Linked DNA regions of Homo sapiens: region 1 is linked to region 2. Evidence: chromatin contacts called from ENCODE Hi-C or POLR2A ChIA-PET data. All regions are on one chromosome and are shown on one strand. The core of a region is the stretch at or near the end of the contact, and the rest is flanking DNA. Distances in the headings are between cores, read along the strand shown. Region 1 overlaps PRRC2B (proline rich coiled-coil 2B). Region 2 has its middle 7.3 kb from the start of RAPGEF1.

Region 1 (6,378 bases), core at 2,209-4,708, 330 kb before region 2:
CTCCGGACCTCAGGTGATCCACCCGCCTTGGCCTCCCAAAGTGGTGGGATTTTCAGGCCTGGCCAACAGCAACTATCTTAATAAGAACGTTCATTGACTCAAGTAATTGCAAGTCCAGAAGTAGACAGGTTTGGGATTATTTGGGTGCACCCATTCTGAACCAGTCATTAGAACCGGAGCTGGGCTTCTCTTAGGCCAGGCCCCCGCTCCCCTGGGGCTGGGGCTGGGTCAGCCTCCCTCAGGCTCCATCAGGAAGGAGGAAGGGAGAATTAACTGCTGGGTAGGCAGACAGGAGTGGTCCCACTAATATTGCCAGTCCCTCGGTTTGCTCTCTTGTAAAAATCCTATTTTGAGTCCTTATGTAGGTCTGAAAAAGTCTTTTTCTGTCCCTACACTTGACTTGGTCAGCTGAGTATTGGATTCTAGATTGAAAGTCATTTCCTAGAGAGGATGGTGATACTGGTAAGAAGTCTCCATCATTGTTGCTCCTGAGAACTCATTGCCATTCTGATTGTTCCTCCCTGGGAACTTTTTTGCAAGAGGGATGACTTTTAGAAGCTTTTAGATTCTCAAACTGTATCCCTAACATGCTGAAATTTCACATTGTACTTTGTGTTCTTTTTATATCCATTGTTCTGAGCACTTGGTGGGCCTTTGAAGTCTCGGCTACTTGGCTACTTCAACTCTGGGAACTATTTTTGGCATTTTTTACTTGATAATTTCTTCCTCTCCTTCCCCCCACCCCACCCCCATGTTTCTGGAACTCCTAGTTAAATCTGGACTCCTGGGTTAATCCTTTGATTTTGGGGGTAGGATGTGACTAGCATTATCCCATCGCTCATTTTCTGAGATTTGTTTGGCTTGCTCTTCCACCTCTTCTTCGTTTTCTTTTCTTTCTTTTTTTTTTTTAAGACAGTGTCTTGCTCTGTTGCCCAGGCTGGAGTGCAGTGGCGCCATCTCGGCTCACTGCAACTTCTGCCTCCCAGGTTCAAGTGATTCTTCTGCCTCAGCCTCCTGAGTAGCTGGGATTACAGGCGCATGCCACCACGCCTGACTAATTTTTGTATCTTTAGTAGGGATGGGGTTTCACTATATTGGCCAGGCTGGTCTCGAACCCCTGACCTCATGATCTGCCGCCTCGGCCTCCCAAAGTGTTGGGATTAACAGGTGTGAGCCACTGCGCCTGGCCTCTTCTACCTCTTCTAATTGGATTATTTTACTTTAGAATAGTTTAGCTGTACAGAAAAGTTGGAGTTCCCATATAGCCTACTCCCAGTTTGCCCCCATTAAACACATCTTATGTTAGTACAGTATATTTGTCACAACTAATGAACCAGTATTGATACATTATTATTGACTAAAGTTTATGCTTTATTCAGATGTTCTTAGCTTGTACCCAGTGTCTTTTTTTTTTCCGTTCTAGGATGCCACATTAAATTTAATCATGTCCCCATAGTTTCCACTAGGTTGTGACAATTAAGTTTTTGATGACCATGACAGTTTTGAGGCATACCGATCAGATATTTGGTAGAATGTTCCTCGATTTGGGATTTGTCGGATGCTTTCTTCATGATTATCCTGAGGTTATGGGGTTTGGGCTATAACATGCTTAATTGTAACTAGGGTGATTCTTGTTTTCTAGTTATTTTTTAAGGGGGAAAAAAAGTTTATTTCATGGGTGTGGTATCTTCTCTTGATTTTATGAGGATATTAATTTTATAATACATATTTTTAATCTTTGATCTCTGGCACTGTCTGTTTCCTCTGTTATTTTGTCTATTTATTTGGTGTCTGTCTTTTAGTTGGTCATCTCTCAGATACCTGTGGTCTCGGGCACACAGCTGATTGGAAACTGCATGGACTCTTCAGAGTGGGTGCCTGGATGGGAGGCTGGCCTTTTCATTTCTTGAATCCCATGTTGGTGTATATAGGTTTTCTTTCTCTGGGGCTGGTTTTTCAAGAGAAGACTCCCTTGTCTTTGCCTGAGGAGTGGAGGGTGGTGTGGTGTTTGTCTGCTGCCCTCCTGTGAGGAGCAGCAGAAGTGGGGGGCCTGAAGCTTCTGAGGTTTGCCACTCAGGTTCTCTCTTCACTTTTTTGGGGGGTCTCCTTTCCCCACCCCTTCCCCCTCTGACCCTGGTGTTCTCAAGTCTAGACTTCTCTTGTTTAATGTATCCAGTGGGGGAGGGAAGGGGCCGTAGGTGTCTAGCTGTTGCACTTGCAGCCTTCAGCCAGTCCCCCCACATCTGAGTTCCCACCTTCCCCTTTCATGCAAGGTGCCTGCCACCTCCTACGACCTCCTGAGCCTTCTGATATCCTGGGTGAAGGGAGGTTTTCCCCTCTGCAGTCCTCATGTTGTGGCATCTTTCAGTCTGTGAAATCTGTTCATACTTTTGCCCCCTCCTTGCCAAAACTGTCCCTGTTGTTTGGGTTCTTCGCTGTTTTCATTTTCGGGGGTTGGAAGGATGAGCTGTACAAGCCCTCAGTCTTTCTGCCATGTTTAACCAGAAGCCCCCTGTATTCTAAATAGTGTGTCTGTGAGTTGGATGGAATTGAATTAAGGGCCATCTGTGGGATGTGTGTGCGTGGAGATGCGTGCACAGCCCTCTTTATGTACACGGGTGTGGGAGTATTTTTGTCCGAGCACCACTCGACTGCCTTTTCCCCATGATCGAGCATGACTCTCTTTTTGTGTCAGAACCTCAAGAACTGCCATTTGCTGTGGTCGCTACAGAGCATGGTGAGGCCCAGAGGTAAGGCTGGTTTTGATGTCTGGTCATTGGCACAACCTTCTTACACATATGGAGGGTGAACTTCTCTGTCCTTCCCTCCAGACGCCTTGAGAAAGGGAGTCCAAAGCCCCGGAGGCAGAGAGTTCAGCCAGCTGCAGGGGGTGATGGTGTCACCACCACTATCTGCTGAACTCCTCTGTGCCAAGGAGCATTGCATCAGGGTGCTGGTGGCACACCTGGGGATCATCATCTCTTCCTTCTAAAGCAGCTGTCTGTCTCCACTTTGTCACTGAGAAAACAGTAAGTGCAGGAGGTGACATTTGGCCCCTGGCCCCCTCTTCCTTCTGGAAACTTGTGTGTAGAGAGAGAGCTACTGCCTGCAAAGGGGGTTCATCCTCTATAGGGAGTGTTTGCCCCAGAGAGTGTTTACCTAGAGGTTAGGTGGGAGTTTAGATTCAGCGTTGGTTATTATTTGGGGGATGATAGAACCAATCTTGGTTTTTTTTACCCCCCTGTGTTTTTTTCTGTGAGTCTCTGTGAGGACATAGGGTTTAGGAAGGTGGGGAGGAATGCTTTCTCCTGGGCTGAAGGAAGTCACTTGCTGCCAGAGACAGGCCAGCCTGATTTGTCTTCTTCTTTTGTGCCCAGATTCCAGCTTGCTCCAGGTGACATCATTCCTACAGGGGAAAGGCTTTGGGTGTAAACAATGGCACTGCCGGGCAAGCCAGGGACAGCTGCAGCTGGCTGGGACGTGGCCTTCCTCCTCGGTGTGTGTGTGCTCAGCTCAGCCTTTCTGCCATCCTGAGTTTTCTTTAAAATTATCTTCATAGTTTTAAAAAACAAATAGCAAATCTGTTTGGAATTAATACACAGTGTTTTATGACCCTTACTGCTGAATTCTTTTGAAATGGGAAGTCAAAACACAGTAGAACACGGGCGAGGCAGATGATTAGTATTGCAGCGTGACAGCACCTGGAATTTAAGTGGCTCATGCTGGTGAAGAGAGATCCAGGGATCTAATCTGGGAGCTGGTTTAGGGATGATACTTTTCTGTAATTTTTTTTAAGATTTACAGTTTTTCTGTATCAAGCGTATATTTCTTTTGTTACTAAAAATGTGATGGAGAAATAAATGAGCAGTACTGGGATTATCCACTTCCATAAGGCCATCTATTGTAACATCAGAGGGTGACTGCAGTAAATAGCTACGTTTATTGCCCCAAAGTGGGAAGCCTTGAAACTGGGGCAGTTTAGTGTGGTTTAAATTAGTCACAGTAGAGTGTTTATCTCAAGAGGGTTTTCTGAGAATCTCCCTGCATCTCTGTCTTCCTGAGAATTAAAGGGGTCCACTAGCAGATCCTAAACACCTGGGAGTTTGTCCTCATGGTGTTTGAAGGTCTGCTCTCTGTACCAGCACCCTTAAACTGTGACACTTAAACTGTGACACACCAACGTGGGGACGGGTCCCCAGTGCACAGGAGGAGGTAGAAGCACAGGTGCCTGGTCTACCCAGCACCACCCAGAGCAGCCCTGCTGGGGAACGGAGGCTTCCCTGGCTGCATAGGAGTCTGGAGAGATGAGCACTGTCAAAAGCTGATAATTGGGTGGGCTGGAGAGAGAACAAGAGCAGAACCACGGTGAGGTGACAGCCGCCATTGGTCGAGTGCCTGCTGAGGACAAGTGCTGGGTCAAGTGCGGGGGTCTTTGTTCTCTTGTTTATTCCTTACAGCAGACCTGGGAGGTGGGAGATTAACATGGTATGTTCATCTTAATCCACGAGGAAATAGACCTCAAGTCACAGTGTGGAGTGGAGGCGAGATGCAAACCCAGTGTTTCAGATTTGAGACTGCCGGGGGTGGTGTGGGGAGAAGGCTGGGTGGCGGCGTGGGGCCAGCATGTTGGGCCGGGGGGGTCTGGACTTGACCCTGGCGCGGTGGGGGGTGATGTGGAAGGTGTGTGAGCAGGTGCTCCCCGTGGTCTGTGTTGCTGTGTGAGCCGTGGCTCTGGTGGAGGGGACCCAGCTGACCATGTGGTTCCGGCAAGGGGCTTGCAACTAAGTGCTGGAGAACCCCCCAGTTCTCCACTGGGGGTGGGGAGTGCTTCTTGTGTCCTCACCATACGCCTCAATGCTTCTTTGTTTTTCCTTTCCTCTTATTTTAAATTTGTTGCTTCCTATATATGCTGTCTCCTTGGGGTGCGTGGTCTTCTGGGGATGGCTCATGTCTCCCATAAGGAACACTGGGTTACCAGGAACCCCACTTTCCCCACTCTGTGGTTTCCTCAAACCTTATTTTCAGGCTGTTTATTCTTGGAGAGTTTGTGCAGTGTTCTGCAGGGACCTCACCCATTTGGGCTTCTGCAGGTAGAATGCCTGGATTGTGCTATAGCTGAGCCCAGCCTTCAGCTTTCCAGATGAGCCAGTGCCTCGCTCTTAGGGAACAGAAATGTGGGCGCTTTAGGGCTCTTTGAAAGCCACCTCTGCTTTTCTTTTTTCTTTTTCTTTTTCTTTTTCTTTCTTTCTTTCTTTCTTTCTTTCTTTCTTTCTTTCTTTTTTTTTTTTTTTTTGAGATGGAGGCTCCCTCTGTCGCCCAGGCTGGAGTGCAGTGCATGATCTCGGCTCACTGCAACCTCCACCTCTTGGGTTCAAGTGAGTCCTGTCTCAGCCTCCTGAGTAGCTGGGATTACAGGCATGCACTACCACGCCCAGCTAATTTTTGTATTTTCAGTAGAGTCAGGGTGTCGCCATGTTGGCCAGGCTGGTTCCGAACTCCTGACCTCAGGTGCACCTCAGCCTCCCAAAGTGCTAGGATTACAGGTGTGAACCGCCACACCTGGCCTACCCTTGCTTTTCTGACAGTGCCACGTAGGGAGCCTCTGCAAGCTGGAGGTGTGGTGGGGGTTGGGTTAGGCTGTCATCGAGTGAGGCAGCAGAAGTGTCCCCTCAAACCCACCTGGTTCCCCCACCCTGATATGCACACAAGTTCATCATCATCTTGCAATGTATTCATGTCCATACTTTACCCTCTGAACCAGAAGGCAGCAAACTGCAACCCCGATTGCAGCCCACCTCCTGTTTTTGTAAATATGGCTATTCTCTTTTATGTATTGTCTGGGGCTACTTCCATGCTACGACGACAGCCTCAGGCAGAGTTGAGCAATTGCAGCAGAGAGCTCTGTGTGGCCAGCAAAGCTGAGTACATTTACTGTCTGGCCCTTTACAGACAAACTTTGCAGATCTCTCCTGCTGCAGGAGTGCAGGGTGGAGTCTCCTGTCTCCATGTCCCCAGCACCAAGTGACACAGGGTCTGGCACACACATTGGTCAGTAAACGTTTGAGTATTTGAAGTAGGTGAGGTCGCCTTACTTACGTTAAAGGTTTTTTTGCCAGACATTGATTGGTGTGTTGGGGAAAGATAGACTTCTTTCATCTTGTCCCTGGATTTCGTGGTGATGGTTCTTGGCTGAGACTTAACAAGTAAACTGTCCAGTGGCCACGTCCTTTTCTGGCCCACATTGTTACTTCCTGAAGCGTTTATCCAGCCTGCTATCAATTTCCATGCCTGTGGAATCATGATTTTTGGTATGTTTTGTCTAGCAGTGGGATCTTTCCGTTCGTTCTATAAAGAGACATTCCACCTTTCTCTCTCACT
Region 2 (6,994 bases), core at 2,405-4,904:
AAGCCTGTAGGGTGCTATGATCACACCTATGAATAGCTACTGCACTCCAGCCTGGGCAATAGAGTGAGACCTGTGTCTGAAAACAAAATAAATTGTAAGATAACAGAAAATAAAGCCCTATTAAGACAAGGGGTCATGCCGGGCTCTTGTACTGCGGCAGCACCAACTCCAGCAGAGGGAAGGGGCTCAGTCAACACTCGGGTGGGTGCTGTCAGGCCTTCTCCCAACATTCCAGGGAAGGATGGGGTGAGCCAGGTGACCACTCTACCCTAGCAGCTCTCCAGACTCCATGGTGGAAGATGGAAGAAATAGTTAGGTGGCTCTGAGCCTGCTCACAGAGACTATTTTAGATGGGGGCCCCTTGCAAAAGCGCCACATCCTCTTCTTGCGTTTGCAGACAACACTCAGCTATTCAGACAACAGGAACTCCACGAGACTCGGGTAGAAAACAGCCAGAGTGAGGCTGGTGGCCAGGGGCCCACCTCAGCTTGGATTGGTGGGATCTGTTAGCAGGCACCTGCCTGAACTCCCAGACACCACTGTCCGTTCCCTGTGGACAGAGAGTATTGCTTCATTACATCACCATTGTAGATCAGAGGAGGAGGTGAAACCATTACTAACAGGAGTCATGGGAATGAGGGCTGATGCTTCCTGAGGGCTGCCTGTGGCTGGGCACTGCTCAGTCACTGCCTCAATCCTGACATGAATCCTGGGAGGGCGGGGTCTAGATAAGAGAGTGTTTGTTTGGTCACGTGTTGTAGATACCTACTTAATGTTGGCAAAGGGGAATCTATTGGTAAAAAAAAAGAATGTCTCATAGGTAGAACCAAAGGGCAGGAAATTCAATACCTCGCCAGCAACTGAACTGCACGTAACAATCACTCACTTTCCCACACATCCCGAGGCCACTTCCTTCCCCAGCTCAGCCGTGAGACCAGACCCGCTAAGGATGCTCAATCCAAACCCAAGTTCCAGGAGAGAGGAGCTGATTGGCCCAGCTGGGGTCAGTGGTCCACCCCTGGCCCAGTTGGGTCTGGCCAGGTGGGTGGGGTTATGTAGGAAGCTGAAGGCCTGAGGGACGCGTGACCAACTCAGCATTCCACTGGAGTCTATATGATCAAACAGCAAACTGTTTATCATGAATGCAAGATGTGAACAAGCTCACGACTGCTCTTGCAGACAGAAGGTTTCCTGGAGGCAATCACTCCCTGGGGCCAAGGCTATCTACTGCGACATCTAGAGCCTGTTGTTCGAGGAATGCAGTCTTACAAGCCTACTCTGGGCCAAGCAGCTGACCCCTTCTTCCACCCCAGTTCTCACTACCTCTTTTGCCTAATAAATACAGAGGGCTGTGTAAAGCTCAGAGCTCTTGTCCACTAGAGGCAAGGTGCCCCCTGACCCCTTCTTCCAAATATACTCTTTTGTCTCTTGCCTTTTATTTCCGTGTTCGCCCCCTTTGTTCAGTCGCCCTAGGTCGGTGCGGGTTACATAGTGGCGCCCCGAACAGTGACAGAATCGGGCTCACAACAGGGTTACATGGTACAAACACAACTGCTAGAGGCTACACTTGTGGGTCCAGTTCTCAGCAAAGGAGGGCTTAGCATAGGTGTACCCTGCATCCTCTATGGCTTGTATTAACTCCATGTGGCTTAGTGGGAGACACGAAGACACATTTCTAGTAAGTGGTGGGGCTGGAACTCACACAGGTCAGCCCGCTCGGAGCTCGTGTTTTAACCATGGTGCTACAAATTCTCTACTCAAACTTCTCTTTATACCTCCTCCCCACAGTGTTTTACATATATGCTTGATCTTGGGTTCAGTTCAATTCAATCCACATAGATTGTATATCTTTAGAGTACTGGGCCTTATGAGAAAAACAAAGATAAATAAGATCTACATGCTGGTCTCCAAGAGCTTCAGGGGTGTTTGGGGGCAGAGCTTTCAAGTCTCAACCAGCTCTTCCAGGAAACCAGCTGTGAGGAATGTTCCAGCCGGGGGTGCCTAACATGCTTTCTGAGTGTGCAGGTATTCATTTCAATTTGGAGCATCAGGCAAGTCCAAATAGAGAAGGCAAATATTTCAGTGACTTTAAATAGGGTCAGTTATGTCATTTTTTTGTTTGTTTATTTGTTTGTTTGTTTGTTTGAGACAAAGTCTAACTCTGTCGCCCAGCCTGGAGTGCAGTGGTGCAATCTCGACTCACTGCAATCTCCACCTCCCGGGTTCAAGTGATTCTCCTGCCTCAGCCTTCCAAGTAGCTGAGATTACAGGTGTGCCACTATGCCAGGCTAATTTTTGTATTTTTAGTAGAGACGGGGTTTCACCATGTTGGCCAGGCTGGTCTCGAACTCCTGACCTCAGGGGATCCACCCACCTCGGCCTTCCAGGGTGCTGGGATTACAGGCGTGAGCCACCGTGCCCAGACGATGTTATGTTTTTATGGAGATTTTGCTCATTATTTGTTACGGAGAATATGAGGCTCCCACATTCCCCCATGCCTTGGGCCTCCATACAGCTGAATCCTGTTCTGGTGTCCATGTCCTTGATATTGAAGAGATGTCCACAGAGATCCTTAGAAAGGCCAGGACAGATGTCTGGGTCATCACTCCACTATCTAAATGTGGGATCTTTCAGGCTGACTCCAGCAGAACAGGCAGCAGATCAGCTTCATGGTAGTTTTGGCCTTTTTTCTCACAAGTAGGGATTCAGGCCAATTAGAAGACCTCTAGATCTCTGTGTACTCAAAGGCTGGTATGAAACAGACACATTTTTGATAATGACCCATAAGGCAACCACACAGCCTTGAGGATCAGGTTAAAATGGAATAGTCAAATTCATAGAGACAGAAAGTAATATGGTAGTTGTCCAAGGCTGGGGGTATGGGAGTATGGTGAGTGACTGGTTAATAGGTACAGACTTTCAATCTTACAAGATATGAAGAGTTCTAGAGATGGATGGTGGTAATGATTGCACAACATGAGTGCACTTAATACTACATAACTATACCCTTAAAAATGACTAAGGTGGGCCGGGCGTGGTGGCTCATGCCTGTAATCCCAGCACTTTGGGAGGCCGAGGCAGGTGGATCACGAGGTCAGGAGATTGAGACCATTCTGGCTAACATGGTGAAACCCCGTCTCTACTAAAAATACAAAAAATTAGCCGGGCGCAGTGGCGGGCGCCTGTAGTCCCAGCTACTCGGGAGGCTGAGGCAGGAGACTGGCGTGAACCTGGGAGGCGGAGCTTGCAGTGAGCCGAGATCGTGCCACTGCACTCCAGCCTGGGTGACAGAGCGAGACTCTGTCTCAAAAAAAAAAAAAAAAAAAAAAAAAAAAAAAAAAAAAAAAAAAAAGACTAAGGTAACCTGGGCATGGCATACTTGTAGTCCCAGCTACTTAGGAGGCTGAGGCAAGAGGATCCTTTGAGCCCAGGAGTTCGAGACCAGCCTGGGCAATATAGTGGGATCCCATCTCTACCAAAAAAAAAAAGACTCAGATGGCAAATTTTATGTAACGTGTATTTTACCACAGTAATCAAAAATTGGTGAAAATATGAGATTATTGGGCCCACAGCTGATGTCTACTAGTGTGAGAGGCCTGGGTGCTGTCATTTCCTTAAACAAGTCTGTAAACCTTACAGATGACCTGATGAATGGGGAAATTGTGCCAGTAATCTGGTAAACAGTGACAAGCAAACAGCAAGCGCACGCACACACACACATCTCTTCTGCCCCCTAGTGAACATCTAGAATTCTAAACTCCATTTGCTTAAAATCTAAAGAGCAATGTACTATCATTTTACAATTCTTTAAATTGTTAAATCTCACAGGAAATATGTGCTCATTTTTTAAAAAATAAAATCAGGCCGGGTGCGGTGGCTCATGTCTGTAATCCCAGCACTTTGGGAGGCCGAGGCGGGCGGATCACGAGGTCAGGAGATTGAGACCATCCTGGCTAACATGGTGAAACCCCATCTCTACTAAAAATACAAAAAATTAGCCGGGCGTGGTGGCAGGCGCCTGTAGTCCCAGCTACTTGGGAGGCTGAGGCAGGAGAATGGCGTGAACCTGGCAGGCGGAGCTTGCAGTGAGCCGAGATCACGCCACTGCACTCCAGCCTGGGCAACAGAGCAAGACTTTGTCTCAAAATAAATAAATAAATAAATAAATAAATAAAATAAAAATAAATAAAAATAAAAATTAAAAATAAAATTAAAAATAAAATCAAACACATATATAAAATAAAAACTGGAAGTCCCACTTTCACTCATAAGAGTTAACAGTTTAATGTACATCTTTCCAGATTTTTCTCTATTAAAAATATATCCATGTACGCTTTTTTTTTTCTTTGAGACAGGGTCTTACTCTGTCTCCCAGGCTGGAGTGCAGTGGTGTGATCTTGGCTCACCGCAGCCTTGACCTTCTAGGCTCAAGCGATCCTCCTACCTCAGCCTCTTGAGTAGGTGGGACTACAGGTGTGCGCCACCATGCCTGGCTGATTTTTTAATTTTTTGTAGGGAGGGGGTCTCACTATGTTGCCTAGGCTGGTCTCAAACTCCTGGGCTCAAGGTGATCTTCTTTCCTCCGCCTTCCAAACTGCTGGGATTACAGGTGTCAGCCGCTGTGCCCAGCCCCATGCACACATTTATGGTGTTTTGTATGAATGAGTTTAAATGGTACACATCAGTTAGCAAGACAGAGGCTGGCTAAATGCTCACCAAATCTATTTTTGGGGCACACAGCTGGACTCGTCTCCCAGTTAGGTGTGGCCAGGTGCTCTGAACAATAGATGAGGGTGAAATAATGATTGCCACTTCCGTGCCCCACTCATAAATTTCTCCAGCACCTGATGGTTGACATTTTCCTTTCTCTTTCAGCTTTGATGATGTGTGGAGATAGAAGGAGCCTAGGTCCCTGAATGACTGTCTGGGGTAGAGCCGCCCCCTCCCAGTGGACCTACTTTGGGCTGTGACATCAGAAAGAAATGTAGCTTTACTGGATTTGTTATAGCAGTTCACCTATCCTGTCCAATGCAATCTAAGACTTGCATTTTTCATTAAGTATATTAATATATTGAACATCTTTCATGCTAGCAAGTATAAGCCTATTGGATATTTTAAGTCATTCAAGTGTATGAATGTATAAAAATGTATTTGATCATTCTCTGCTTTTTTTTTTTTTTTTGAGACTAAGTCTCACTCTATCGCCCAGGCTGGAGTACAGGGATGTGATCTCAGCTCACTGCAATCTCTGCCTCCCAGGTTCAAGCAGTTCTCTTGCCTCAGCCTCCCCAGTAGTTGGGATTACAGGCGTGCACCACCACGCTCAGCTAATTTTTGTATTTTTAGTAGAGATGGGGTTTCACTGTGTTGGCCGGGCTGGTCTCAAACTCCTGACCTCAAGTGATCTGCCTGGCTTGGCCTCCCAAAGTGCTGGGATTACAGGCATGAGCCACTGCGTCCAGCCTCTCATTCTCTTCTTGATGGATACTTATATTAAACTCCTGGGCCCAAGCGATCCTCCCATCTCAGCCTCCGGAGTAGCTGTGACCACAGGTGTGTGCTGCCGCACCCAGTTAATTTTTTAAAAAGTTTTTTTGGGGCTGGGGGTGGTGGCTTACTCCTGTAGTCCCAGCACTTTGGGAGGCTGAGGCAGGCAGATCACTTCAGGTCAGGAGTTCGAGACCAGCTTAGCCAACATGACGAAACCCCATCTCTACTAAAAATATTTAATATAAAAATTAGCCAGGTGTGGTGTCTCATGCCTGTAGTCCCAGCTACTTGGGAGTCCGAGGCACAAGAATCGTTCAAACCCAGGAGGGGTTCTCCTCCAGGGTTTTCTCTCAGGAAATGTCACCTCTTTCCACAGGTTACTCAATTCAGAAGCCTGGGCTTGGGATCCACTGTCACCAACACCTCGAGCCATTGGTCTGCCCTCCAGCCCCACCTCCACTCTCCTTGGGTGTCAGGCCTCGTGATCTTCTGCCTGAGTCACTCCTAATGGGGCTCCACCTCCTTTCTTCTCACAATTTCTTCTCCAAATTGTGGCCAGAGGGGTCTTCATGCTAAACCGACAGTGGTATCACTCTCCAGGTTAAAATGCCTTCAGGGCCAGGCGCGGTGGCTCCCGCCTGTAATCCCAGCACTTTGGGAGGCCAAGGCGGGTGGTTCATAAGGTCAGGAGTTCAAGACCAGCCTGACCAATACGGTGAAATCCCATCTCTACTAAAAATAAAAAAAATTAGCCTGGTGTGGTGGTATGCACCTGTAATCCCAGCTACTCGGAAGGCTGAGGCAGGAGAATTGCTTGAACCTGGGAGGCAGAGGTTGTAGTGAGCTGAGATCGCACCACTGCACTCCAGCCTGGGTGACAGAGAGTCCATCTTGGGGGGGAAAACAAGCTTTCAGATACTCCCCATCTTCACAGCACAGAGCCCAGTCCTATGGTGGTCTTCAGTCTCCTCTCTCCCACCAACCTCACGAGGCTCACGCTCTTCCTCCTGGTCATGCTTAACCAGTGGAGCTCTCTGTGCTGGGCCCACCCCCATCACCTTCCCATCTTCCATCATTGTCCCGATGGTCCCTCCTGTAGGGCTCACTTTAAAGGTAACCTTTGAGAAACCTATCATGTCATGCAGAAGGAGCAGCATTGGAGGAAAAAAGAAAGAACGAGAAACCTATCACTTCAGCTCATCACTCAACCAAAACAATATTTTATCAAGCAGAGTCTAATTCATGCCCAATAAACAGCATCCATTGAAAGTATACAACGTGATGTGTTTTGGCGGATGTCTACACCCATGAAATCACTGCTGTCAGTCAAGATGCAGAACATTTTCTTTCCTCCAAGGGTCTCCTTGTGCCCCTGGGTCCCTAAACCTTCTTCCACCACCAGCCCCAGACAACCACAGCGGTGTTTTCTGTCACTGTAGATGAGTTTGCATCTTTTAGAATGTGACATAATGGAACCATCCAGGTGTGTCCTTTTTTGGTTATA

What was found. Hi-C counts contacts between places; a loop is a spot of excess contacts on that map. ChIA-PET counts read pairs that join two places held with the same protein, here RNA polymerase II (POLR2A). Pooled maps may share reads with other maps.
Region 1: a loop to region 2 is called in a pooled map, with 2.5 times the contacts of the local background. The contact joins two enhancer-like sites. A Hi-C loop is called at or near these places in 1 of 168 maps with a recorded cell type or tissue (natural killer cell) and 2 of 50 pooled maps. POLR2A ChIA-PET finds 5 or more read pairs at or near these places in 2 of 52 experiments (SK-N-SH and T-cell).

What each region holds. Positions count from the first base shown.
Region 1 is chr9:131,415,218-131,421,595 of GRCh38, forward strand. The region is part of intron 1 of PRRC2B (proline rich coiled-coil 2B); the gene reads left to right. Among named protein-coding and RNA genes, the nearest start is that of PRRC2B, 24 kb to the left of the region's middle. RefSeq lists an enhancer at 2,119-2,168. Within about 2 kb of position 3,459, at least 18 of the 41 ENCODE cell types and tissues checked have a DNase peak (open chromatin) inside an H3K27ac peak, as active enhancers do.
Region 2 is chr9:131,743,842-131,750,835 of GRCh38, forward strand. No RefSeq gene overlaps it. Among named protein-coding and RNA genes, the nearest start is that of RAPGEF1, 7.3 kb to the left of the region's middle. RefSeq lists an enhancer at 474-533. Within about 2 kb of position 3,655, at least 2 of the 41 ENCODE cell types and tissues checked have a DNase peak (open chromatin) inside an H3K27ac peak, as active enhancers do.